Regions from separate parts of the Homo sapiens genome. Here region 2 is linked to region 1. A link is an interaction called in ENCODE POLR2A ChIA-PET data of the cell type or tissue named here. Cell type or tissue: PC-9. All regions are shown on one strand. Each heading gives the region's core, and the rest is flanking DNA. Links, peaks and the distances in the headings are about the cores only. Region 1 has its middle 18 kb from the start of LINC01767. Region 2 has its middle 12 kb from the start of PLPP3.

Region 1 (5,387 bases), core at 153-5,152:
AGTACTACATGTATCTCCATTTTACATAAAAGGACACTTGTCTCAGAGAAGTTAAGTGACTTTGCCAGGGTCACACAGTGCTGAAGTGACACAGCAGGCTATTTTGGCTCCTAAGCCCTCATTTTATCCACTGCCTGGGAAAGACAGCAGGGTTTCCTACCAACACAGTGTCTTCTGCTTCCTCTACCATAGACTTGTTCATGAAGTGCTATCATACTCTCCCACCCATCCCCGGCTCCTCTTTGCCAGTGGCTCCAGGCCCAGACCCATGCAGCCTTCCACGCAGCCCGTTCTGACTTCCTCTGAAGTCAGCCATCCAAGTAAAGTTCACTTGAAGCAGAACCGCAGGAGTTTCCACTCCGCAGAGGACTCCAGTCTTGCCAAGTTCTCCACCAGCCAGGCTCCTGGAGGTGGGCCTCGTGCATTCCCATTGCATAAGTGTTATTCCAGCTAGTTCCTGGAATTGGAAACATGGCAAACCATTCACCTGGTGGGGAAACTCTTGCCTGGGAGGGATAGTTGTTTGGTTAGCTGTGCCTTCAGAGCCCTTTCTAGGAGACCAGTTTGTAAAAAGATTTGTTTAGCAAAGCCCAATTCTTAAGTCAAAGTTGTATTATTTTCCCTATTGTTCAGTAACCCAACACGTACTTTCCCACCCAGTGAGCTCTCAAATCCACATTAGCATCTTCGGTCCTAGTTCAGGCCCTCCCCACCTCTGACTGAAATCACACCATGGCCCGCTTGCTGGTCTCTGAGACGAGACTTCCTGCTTCCTGTACCGTGCAGCTCTGGGCCAGCCTCCACATGGCGGCCAGAAAGATCTTTCCAAAGGCTAATCCTATTACATGAGGCTCTAGCATAAAATCCTTCAACCACTCTCCAGCACCTGAAAAAGAAATATGTCCCTACTGTTTGAATTATTTGCAATGAGAATGTATTATTGTTATAATTTGAAAGAAAATGTTTTAAAATGCTTATTGAGCTATGCTCCCCCATTCCTAGACTACAATTTTCTTGAAATGGGAAAAGCATCTTTTTTGTCTCTATATCTGTAGAACACAGTTCAGTGCCCTACATATAATAGATAAGTACTCAAGATATGTTTATTAACATTCAATAAACTGATACCAGTTAATCAGAGCTCATGATGAGTAATGAGATATTCAGTGTAACTAGACTGGATTGATATAATTCTAGCCAAAACAGTTTAGGCAGTGTGTGCAACACTATCTGAGATAAAGGTATATTTCCTTTATAATTTTTGATATTGAAAATGGTTCTGCCAGATGCAGTGGCTCATGCCTGTAATCCCAGAAATTTGGGAGGACAAGGTGGGAGGACTGCTTGAGCCCAGGAGTTTGAGAATGGCCTGGACAACATGGCGAGAACCCATCTCTAAAAAAAAATACAAAAAAATTATCCTGGTGTGGTGGTGCGTGCCTGTAGTCCCAGCTACTGAGTAGGCTGAGGCTGGAGGATCCCTTAAGCCCAGAAATTTTAAGGTTACAGTGAGGTATGATCATGCCATTGTACTCCATCCAGCCTGAGTGAGAGAGTAACACCTTGTTTCAAAAAAAATTAATTGTTTTAAAAAAAGAAAGAAAATGGTTCTTAGACCTTCTCTGTCAATTCATATTAGACTAGAACTCTAGATTAGAGTTCATTAATTTCTCCAAGTCACTCTTTTACTGATGAAGGAGTTAGTGCTCTTCACATTGCCTAGGGGCTCTCATTTTTATGAGCTCCCAGAGCAGAATCAGGTAACGAATGGAAATTGCTAGGAGAACAATTTCAGCCACATGCTCTATACGCTCATCTATTTAGATCTTCAATTATAGTCTTTCCAGCAGCTTATATCTCAGGGGGTCAAATCTACATTCTGCCCTACTAGCTCTGTGACATGTAGCAAATTACTTCTCAAGACTTCATGTTTTCATCTGTTCATGGGTTAGTTGCTAAAAATAAATGAAATGATATATATAAAATGTTCCCTATATTGGCTGATGCATTCTAGGAACATAGAAAACCCTTGAAATTATCAAAATTACTTATGCACGAGTCTATTTCTGTATTGCAAGATTGGGCACCTGAATTGGAGGAACAGCGTTTCTCTCATCCTATCTTCCTCTTCGCCTTCCTAGGTGATGATCCTGAATTGATTGGGTATTCAGCTAATTATTTTGGAGAGGAATTGACATAAGGTTTGGATGTATTGCACCACTGACCTTTAGCAACAACGAGGCCAAGGCTACAGGAATAGCAGTGAACCCTAATTTAGGCTTGCATCTGCCAGGCAAAGAAAACATGCTGCCAGGAGAAAGCAGTAGATGGTTTAATCTTCCAAGAGGTCTTCCTGAAGAACATTTTATTCCATTTCTTAATGAAATTGCCCAAATTTTGGATTTATCCTGCAGTTCCAGAGGCTCAGAAACCTGATTTGATCAGCCTCCAAGAGCTGTTCCTTCTCTCCTACACACCAACAGTAATCTCCTGGAAGCTGTATTACTCAGATGTTACTATACAGTGAGATTAAGAAGCTACCAGCACATGAACGTGGAATCCTCACATTGGCCCAGCCAAGGCATTCTCTCACCCTGGCTGCAGTGCTTGAGATGTCACGTTCACACTCTGAAGGTTGCCAGGTGAGTGAGGTATCAGCACAAGAGGAGTTACATAAATAAACCATCTAATAGCACCCAATTAAGATAGCAGCACGTGATTCCTAGCTCACAGCATGGATAAAACACCAACATTTCCCTCCATTGTGACTCTGCTTTTCTTTTTTCTTCAAATAGATTTAAGATCTGTGGTTGGATTAAGATCAGCTGACTCTCACCGACCTGGGAGCCATCCTGTCTCCTCACTAATCCTCTTGTCCCTATCTTAAACTTTAACTCTCAGAGGATAATTTTGTCACATTTCCAAGGTCTCTCAAGGAGTTCCTTGTGATCCTGCGTACTGGTAACAATGGTTCTCCTTAAAAATAGTCTGCTACAGTGAAATGAACATAAAAATCTATAGTCTAGAAACCCAAGTTAAAAATAAACTCAGACGCTTTGACTTTGATAAAATGAACGTCATCATCTGTTAAATGAGAATGAAATGCTAATAACTACTCCTCCAGCATAGCGGCAAGGGTCAAGTGAGGTCAGGAGTGTTGTCTACCCCATACAACATGTTAGGCATTATTTTTCTTCTTCTTATAGTCTGGGAATAAGAAAGACACAATTTGACTCTCATTAAAGCAGTTTGTAATTGACGCAAGCAGAAAAACCACCTTTCAAATATGAGACAGGATGAAACACTCAGCCACTAAGGAGCTGTCCTCTTCCAGACCATCCACATCTCTTTTGTATCTGAAATACTGGCCCCAGAATTCCCTAGAGGATATGTCTGAGGAAACATTTGGATGAATTTCCTAAAGACCCGTCTGGGGAGAGGTTCAATGTTTTTGCCCCATCTTGCATATAAACTTGAAGTTTCAGTGATATGAAAGCCAAGAATTGGGTGGAGATTCAACCAGAAAATAGCCAGACTTTCTAGATACCAGAAGGAGTTCACTTGGGGTTGGACTGATTTAGCCATCATGTAGTAGCAGACACATGGATTTTTTTTAATGAGTACTAACCAGCCCACTCCTCGTAGAGTATGAACAGTATTTGGCAAATGAATCTACCAGCTAGATGGTCATCATCTGGGGTCAGCTTGAAAGTGGCCACCCAAAAAAAAAAAAAAAAAAAAAAAAAACGCGAGGTCCTTGCAAAATAACAGCTGTTTTTAACTGCAGAATGGTATGCTGTTGAAACCAAAGCAGATGTTGTCTTATAGCTTTTTCATTCTATGACCAGCATTGACTCTGATGCCTCATACTTCCTAACATTGCTTCAGCAAGATAGATCTTGTGACCATAATCCCCTGGTGCCAAGATCATTTTCTGTCTTCTTATCTTTGCTCATCCTGTTATCTGTCAACAATTAGCAGGGAAGGAGGGAACACAGTGTCTTATCTATAAATCCCTAGTATCTAGCATGGTATCTAGGGCAAGAAGTAGCTTGAGTGTTGGGTGGGTGAATGAGTCAGTGAATGAATAAATGGCAAGTAAACAAATGACTAAATTAGTGAATGAATAAATGGCAAGTAAACAAATGACTAAATTAGTGAATGAATAAATTAATAGAAGCCTGTGCTTTCCTTCCTCAAATATAAACTAATTGACTTTCTTATTTTATTCTACTATGGACCAAACTGTGTGATTTTGATCACACAGTAGGAAAATACATCATTGAAACCTAAAAGATCAAAACAAGTTTTATATTTATTGGGTTTAATTCCCAACTGTCCAGTGATAGCCTAGGAAGCCTGGCCCCAGAACTAAGCTCTAGGTACACTGATTAGGTATGAGCTCTGAACAGCAACCCATTCCCTTAAGGTGATGGATTGATTTTTAATCAATGGAGACATCAGGTTGTGTCTCCATGATGAATGACCTAAGTCAATGCCACTTCTCTTCTTATGTCAGAACAGGATCCACAGAGACAAAAACAAACTGATATTTTTCAAGTGCCCAGATCCCTGTGCGTTTCTGACAACTGCTGTGTAATATAAACATCGTTATCCTTCATTTTACTGCTGAGAAAGCTGAGTATTCAAGAGATGATGTGACTTGCCCAGAGGCACATCCTTAGTTCACGGATCTGAGGTCCCAATCTCGACCTGTCTTTGTTCTTTCCACCCAATACTTGAGACAGCTAGGCCAGTGATTCTCACACTTGAGATACCTGGGGGTATTTTTAAAAACAAATTTCTGAACTTTCCCCTCAGATGTTCTTATTTGATAGCTATGAGATGAGGATGAGAATTTGTATTTCTAACAAATTCCCCAATGAAGGTAATGATGGTGGTCCAGGGGTCACACTTTGAGAGCCATTAGCTAAAGTGTTAGAAAGAATTATTAACTATAGTTAATAGAAACCAAGTGGAAATAATGTGAGCCAAAAGGAGCATTTTATCATAAGAATGTAAGGGTATGTCCTGAAACACAAAGCAAGGAACATAATTTGGTATGTTCCAGAACATACCAAGTAGGTTCCAGAACAAGTAGGTTCTGGAACCAGAAACTTGTCTCTAACTCCATCTTTCATCTCTATTTCTCCGTGAAATGTGTTTCATTCCTTGCCCTGCACTTATACTTGTTTCCAAATCTGTCCTGTCCAGATAGACAACATGACTAGCAGCATCTTCTAAGGTTATACCATTCAGAGCCATCAGCCCAAAGGAAGTCTAAGCCTCTCTCACTAGATCGCTTCCAAATTCCCAGAGACTGACCTGAGTTCTTGACATTCTTGTGCACCCAACTATGGTATGAATGGGATTGTACAAAGTAGCTA
Region 2 (5,387 bases), core at 188-5,187, 190 kb after region 1:
CTGCTTTTGCACTAAATGGCATAGCTGACTAGTTGCAAAAGAGACCACATGACCTGCAAAACCTAAAATATTTATTATTTGGCTCTTTACAAAAAAAGTTTGACCCCTAAAACATAAAATTAAGAAAATGAAAAGGTAAGCCGCAGATTGGAACAATACATGGCCAAAAAGGATATTCACTAAAAGGATGTATATTCAGAGTATGTAAAAGAACTCCTACAAACCGATAAGAAAAAGACAGACAAGCAAAGATGTGGTCTTTTTTTTTTTTTAAAAAAAAGGGGGGGGCAAAATTCTTGAATAGGCAGTTAACAAAAGAGGATATACAAGTGACCGATACACATATGACAAAGTGCTCAACATCATTAGTCATTAGGGAAATGCAAATTAAAACCACAATGAAATACCACTCCACACCAATATATACCCATCAGAATGGCTAACGTTTGGAAGCTTGACAATATCAAATGGTGAAGATATGGACCAACTGGAGAGATAATTGGTATAGCTACTTTGGAAAACTCTTGGGTAAAATCTACTAAAACCAAACCTATGTCTATTCGATGGCCCAGTAATTCCACTTCTAGGGATACGGCCATCAAAAATGATGACATTTGTCTACCAAAAGACTTGTACAATAAGGTTCATAGCAGCTTTATTCATGATAACTCACAAATGGAAACAACAGAAATTAGAATAAATATATATCATACAGTGATACGCAGTGAAATACTATGCAGTACTGAAAAAAGTAAACCACTGCTACACAAAAGGGCTTGGATGCATCTTTCAGACATATGTCAAAAAAAAAAAAAGAAATTTACACAGGAGTGCATACTATGTGGTCACCTTTGGGGAAGGGATTGTTAAGTGGGAAGAAGCCTTCTGAATGTTTGATTTGAATGATGATTACATGGTTAAACAGATATGTAAAAACAGTGTGAGATTAATATGTGAACATAAAGCTTTTGTACCGATTGCACGTATGTTATACTGCAACAAAGATTTAAACAGTCAAAAAGTAGAAAAAGTATAAATGAAAGTATGAATAAGGATGGCAACATAACTTAGCTATGTATGGTATGAATGGGAAAAGGGGTAAACAGAAGAATTTGTTCAATTTTCCAAATTGTGAACATTGGTTATATTTATCCATTTCCTGTTTGGCCAACAGAGAAATAATTATTCTGAAATTTTAACGTACTTACTCATTGCAATTCCCGAACAGATGCCAACATGATTTTGTCCTTGAACCATATTAATGGCTGTGGCCATATGAAAGTCTCTATCTCAGATAATTCTCAGTCATCTACCTCACTTATGTCTGTATAGACACTCCAAGAAAGAGAAAGAGAGAGAGAGGGAGGAAGGGAGGGAGAGAGAGAGAGAGGGAGAAAAGAAACAAGAAAAGAAAAGAAAAAACTTTTCTCAAAGACAACTTTTCAACTTAGAGAAAAAAGATGAGGAACGTGAGAAAGTCCATAACATGGACAAAGAAGAACTGAAACGCCTTTATTGAGTGTAGTGGATTGAATGGTAGCCCCCCAAATGATCTATTCATATCCTAATGGCCAGAATCTGTGACTATGACCTTATTTGGAAATGAGTCATTGCAGATGTAATTAAATTAAGGATTTTTTTTTTTTTTTTTGAGACGGAGGCTAGCTCTGACGCCCAGGCCGGAGTACAGCGGTGCGATCTTGGCTCACTGCAACTTTTGTCTCCTGGGTTCAAGCGATTCTCCTTTCTCAGCCTCCCGAGTAGCTGGGACTACAGGTGCGTGCCACCACGCCCAGCTAATTTTTTGTATTTTAAGTAGGGACGGGGTTTCACCGTGTTAGCCAGGATGGTCTTGATCTCCTGACCTTGTGATCCACCCGCCTCAGCCTCCCAAAGCACTGGGATTATAGGCATGAGCCACTGCGCCTGGCTTAAGGATCTTTAGATGTGATCATCCTGAATTACTCAGGTGGACCCTAAATCCAAGGATAAGTGTCCTTATAAGAGACAGAAGAGAAGACATGGGCACACAAAGAAGGCCATGTAAAGACAGAGGCAGAGATTGGAGAGATGCAGCCAGAAATGCTGATGCAACCCCCGGAAGCTGAAATTGGCAAGGAATGAGCCCTTTCCAGAAGTTCCCTGGAGGAATGTGGCCCTGCTGGATTTTGGACTGCTGGCCTCCAGAACTGTAAGATAACATATTTCTGTTGTTGTAAGTTACCCAACTTGTGGTAATTTGTTACAGCAGCCCTAGAAACTAATACTAAGAACATTACCTTCCTCAGCCCGGTGAAACTTTTCTATTTCTTTAAATTTTGGAGGATGGGAAAATGGGATTCAGAATGACAGAGATACAATGAGCAGGGCCTTTGCACGAAATGTTCCCTCTGTTGGAGTGCTCCCCTTCTTCAAACTTTTACTTTGCTACCGTGTCTGCATCTCCCCTGATGCCCTTGCTTTCTTTTTCTCCATAGAATTTATCTGACACTGTATATTCCTTCTTCTTCTTCTTTTTTCTGAGACAGGGTTTCACTCTTATCACCCAGGCTGGAGTGCAATGGCATGATATCGGCTCACTGCAACCTCCGCCTCCCTGGTTCAAGTGGTTCTCCTGCCTCAGCCTCCGGAGTAGCTGGGATTACAGGCGCCTACTGCAACGCCTGGCTAATGTTTTTGCATTTTTTAGTAGAGACGGGGTTTTGCCATGTTAGCCAGGCTGGTCTTGAACTCCTGATCTCAGGTGATCCGCCTGTCTTGGCCTCCCAAAGTGCTGGGATTTCAGGCGTGAGCCACTGCGCCCGGCCTGACACTGTATATTCTACTTGTCGTTCCTTTCCTGTCTTCCCCCACTATATTTCACACTCCATCGAGCTAAGAACATTCACCTTTTTCCCCCTTCTGTCTCCCTGATGCCTGGTGCTCAGTAAATATTTGTTGAATAAACTAGAAAATAAACAAATGCGCAAGTGAGTGAATGAATGAAGGACCAGTGGGGATGGCACACACACAAAGCTCTCAGGAGGAGTGCATGATGCTCTTACATATTGTTGAAGTCGTGTCCTCATTTGAAGAGGCCTGCTTCTTTGTTATTCATTAGATAAAACACACAGCTGTGGGGTTCATCTCATAGCAGCCAATGTTCCAAACCAATCCCACTTTTCTCAGGAATGATATGGTCTGGTCCACTGTTCATATTTGCTGATTGCATTCTGTCTCCCCAACCTGGATTGTGCCTCCCCATTTAGACATTCTTTTCTTCATTTTCTGCTCCTGCGGCAATGTTCATTGGCCTTTATCTCCCATCTTAAACTGGTGGGCAATTTACTGGGCTTTACCATACTGAGAAAATGTCTAGGTTAACCTAGTCCAAATAAAAGTGGAAAGTTTAATTAAGACAAAATTCAGGTGAAAAATGAGGAAGGAAACTTTAGTAACATTCTTTGAATATCTAATACGTGCTGGTTCCTTTCGTATGTATTATCTCATCTCTTCATGTCAACCCAGTGAGATAATATCATTAACTACCACTTATATCTGCTTACTAAGTGCCAGCCCCAAGCACTTTGCATATATTATCTAATGCGTATCTTTATTTAACAACCCTATGAGATAGGTGCTATTATTATCCCCATTTTGGGATTAAGAAAATTAGACTTAAAGAGATTAAGTAACTTCTCCAAGATCATACAACTATAGTCATGTCAAAGCCAGGATCCAAATGCAGGCAGTTGGAGGTTCAGAGTCTGTGCCTTAAACCAACAAGCTGTAATAAGCCAGTAGATTATTAGTTGGCTACTGCAGGTTATGTTATCTCCATCTTACAGATGAAGGAATCCGGAAAAATAATAATGGTTTTCAGTGTCACGTAGCTAGTAAATGGCAGAGCCAATATTTAAACCCAATCTAAACCATATATCAAACTGTTGATGTGTGTGTCTACAGGGTTATTTTCAAACGCATCTCAAATTTAGTGTAGCCAGAACTACACCTAAAATGACTCTTCCCCAGGGTTTCTCAATCTAAGCAAGTGGGATCTCCATCTACTCATATCCTTCATGCCGTACGTCCACTCAGTTTGCCAACTTTCACTGATTCTGTCTCCAAAATAGACACCAAAGTCCATCTCTTATATCTGCCTTCATTTCAACCATCCTTTCTTCCTAGTCCACTGCAATAACTTTTAATTGCTCTCCCAGTTTCTACACTTTCCCACTTCTAATTCTCCCCACGCCAGCCAGACAGAATGATTTTTTAAATGGAAATCTGATTATGTCATTTGCTTGCATAAATCCCTCTAAATCTTTCTTTTGGGGGTTCTGGTAAAATTTAAAATCCTCATACTATGGTCCTTATCTGACTGCAGCTTATTTTCCAACTTGTTCGTACACCTTAAGGATATTGGCCTTCTCTCTAATATCATAGGTACCATGATATCTGTCAACTCATAGATATTAAGTTCCTTCCTAATATGGGGCCTTATTATTACTATTATTATTATTATTATTACTGCCCCTTTTATTATGTTCTTTCCTTCCTTTCTATTACCTCTCTTTTTTACAAAACAGATTTATAGCAATGTAATATAGAAATGTAATTCACATACCATAACATACACCCATTTATGCTATACCATGCAATGGTTTTAGTCCATTCACAGAGACCCGTATCATCACCACGATCCATTTTAGAACATTTTTATCATCCCTAAAAGAAACCCTATAGCAATTAGCAGTCACTCCCTGTTTCCTCCAACCCCTCTAGCCCTAGGTAGTTCCTAATTGACTTTATGTCTCCATGGATTTGCCTATTCTGGACATTTCATCATTTCATATAAATAGTGTTATACAATGTGTGATCTTTTGTGACTGGCTTCTTTCACTTAACATAATATTTTCTTTTCTTTCTTTTTTTTTTTTTTTGAGATGGAGTCTCACTCTGTTGTTCAGGCTGGAGTGCAGTTGTGTGATCTTAGCTCACTGCAACTTCCATCTCCTGGGTTCAAGAAATTCTTCTGCCTTAGCCTCCCGAGTAGATGGGATTACAGGCACCCACCACCAAGCCCAGCTAATTTTTGCATTTTTAGTAGAGACGGGGTTTCACCACTTAGGCCAGGCTAGTCTCGAACTCCTGACCTCAGGTGATCCCCCTGCCTCAGCCTCCCAAAGTGCTGGGATTACAGGCATGAGCCACCGTGCCCAGCCTCATAATATTTTCAAGGTTCATCCAAATTGTAACACATATCAGTTCTTCACTTTTTTTAATGCTAAATATTATTCCATTGTATGGATACAACACATTTTTGTTTATATGTTTATTTAGCTTTTTCCACTTCTTGGCTATTATGAGTAATGCTGCTATAAATATTTTTGCCACTGAAAGGACTT

Evidence for each region. Peaks named below come from ENCODE experiments on the same cell type or tissue, not always from the same donor. Only the 100,000 strongest peaks of a DNase experiment are listed, where the experiment ranks them.
Region 2: POLR2A ChIA-PET joins it to region 1 with 5 read pairs; 4 of 35 experiments call an interaction of 5 or more read pairs at or near these places.

Annotation. Positions count from the first base shown.
Region 1 is chr1:56,394,133-56,399,519 of GRCh38, forward strand. No RefSeq gene overlaps it. Among named protein-coding and RNA genes, the nearest start is that of LINC01767, 18 kb to the right of the region's middle. In PC-9, for the core only: no CTCF peak of the experiment used is centred there; no DNase peak of the experiment used is centred there.
Region 2 is chr1:56,588,585-56,593,971 of GRCh38, forward strand. No RefSeq gene overlaps it. Among named protein-coding and RNA genes, the nearest start is that of PLPP3, 12 kb to the left of the region's middle. In PC-9, for the core only: no CTCF peak of the experiment used is centred there; a DNase peak (open chromatin) is centred at 2,147.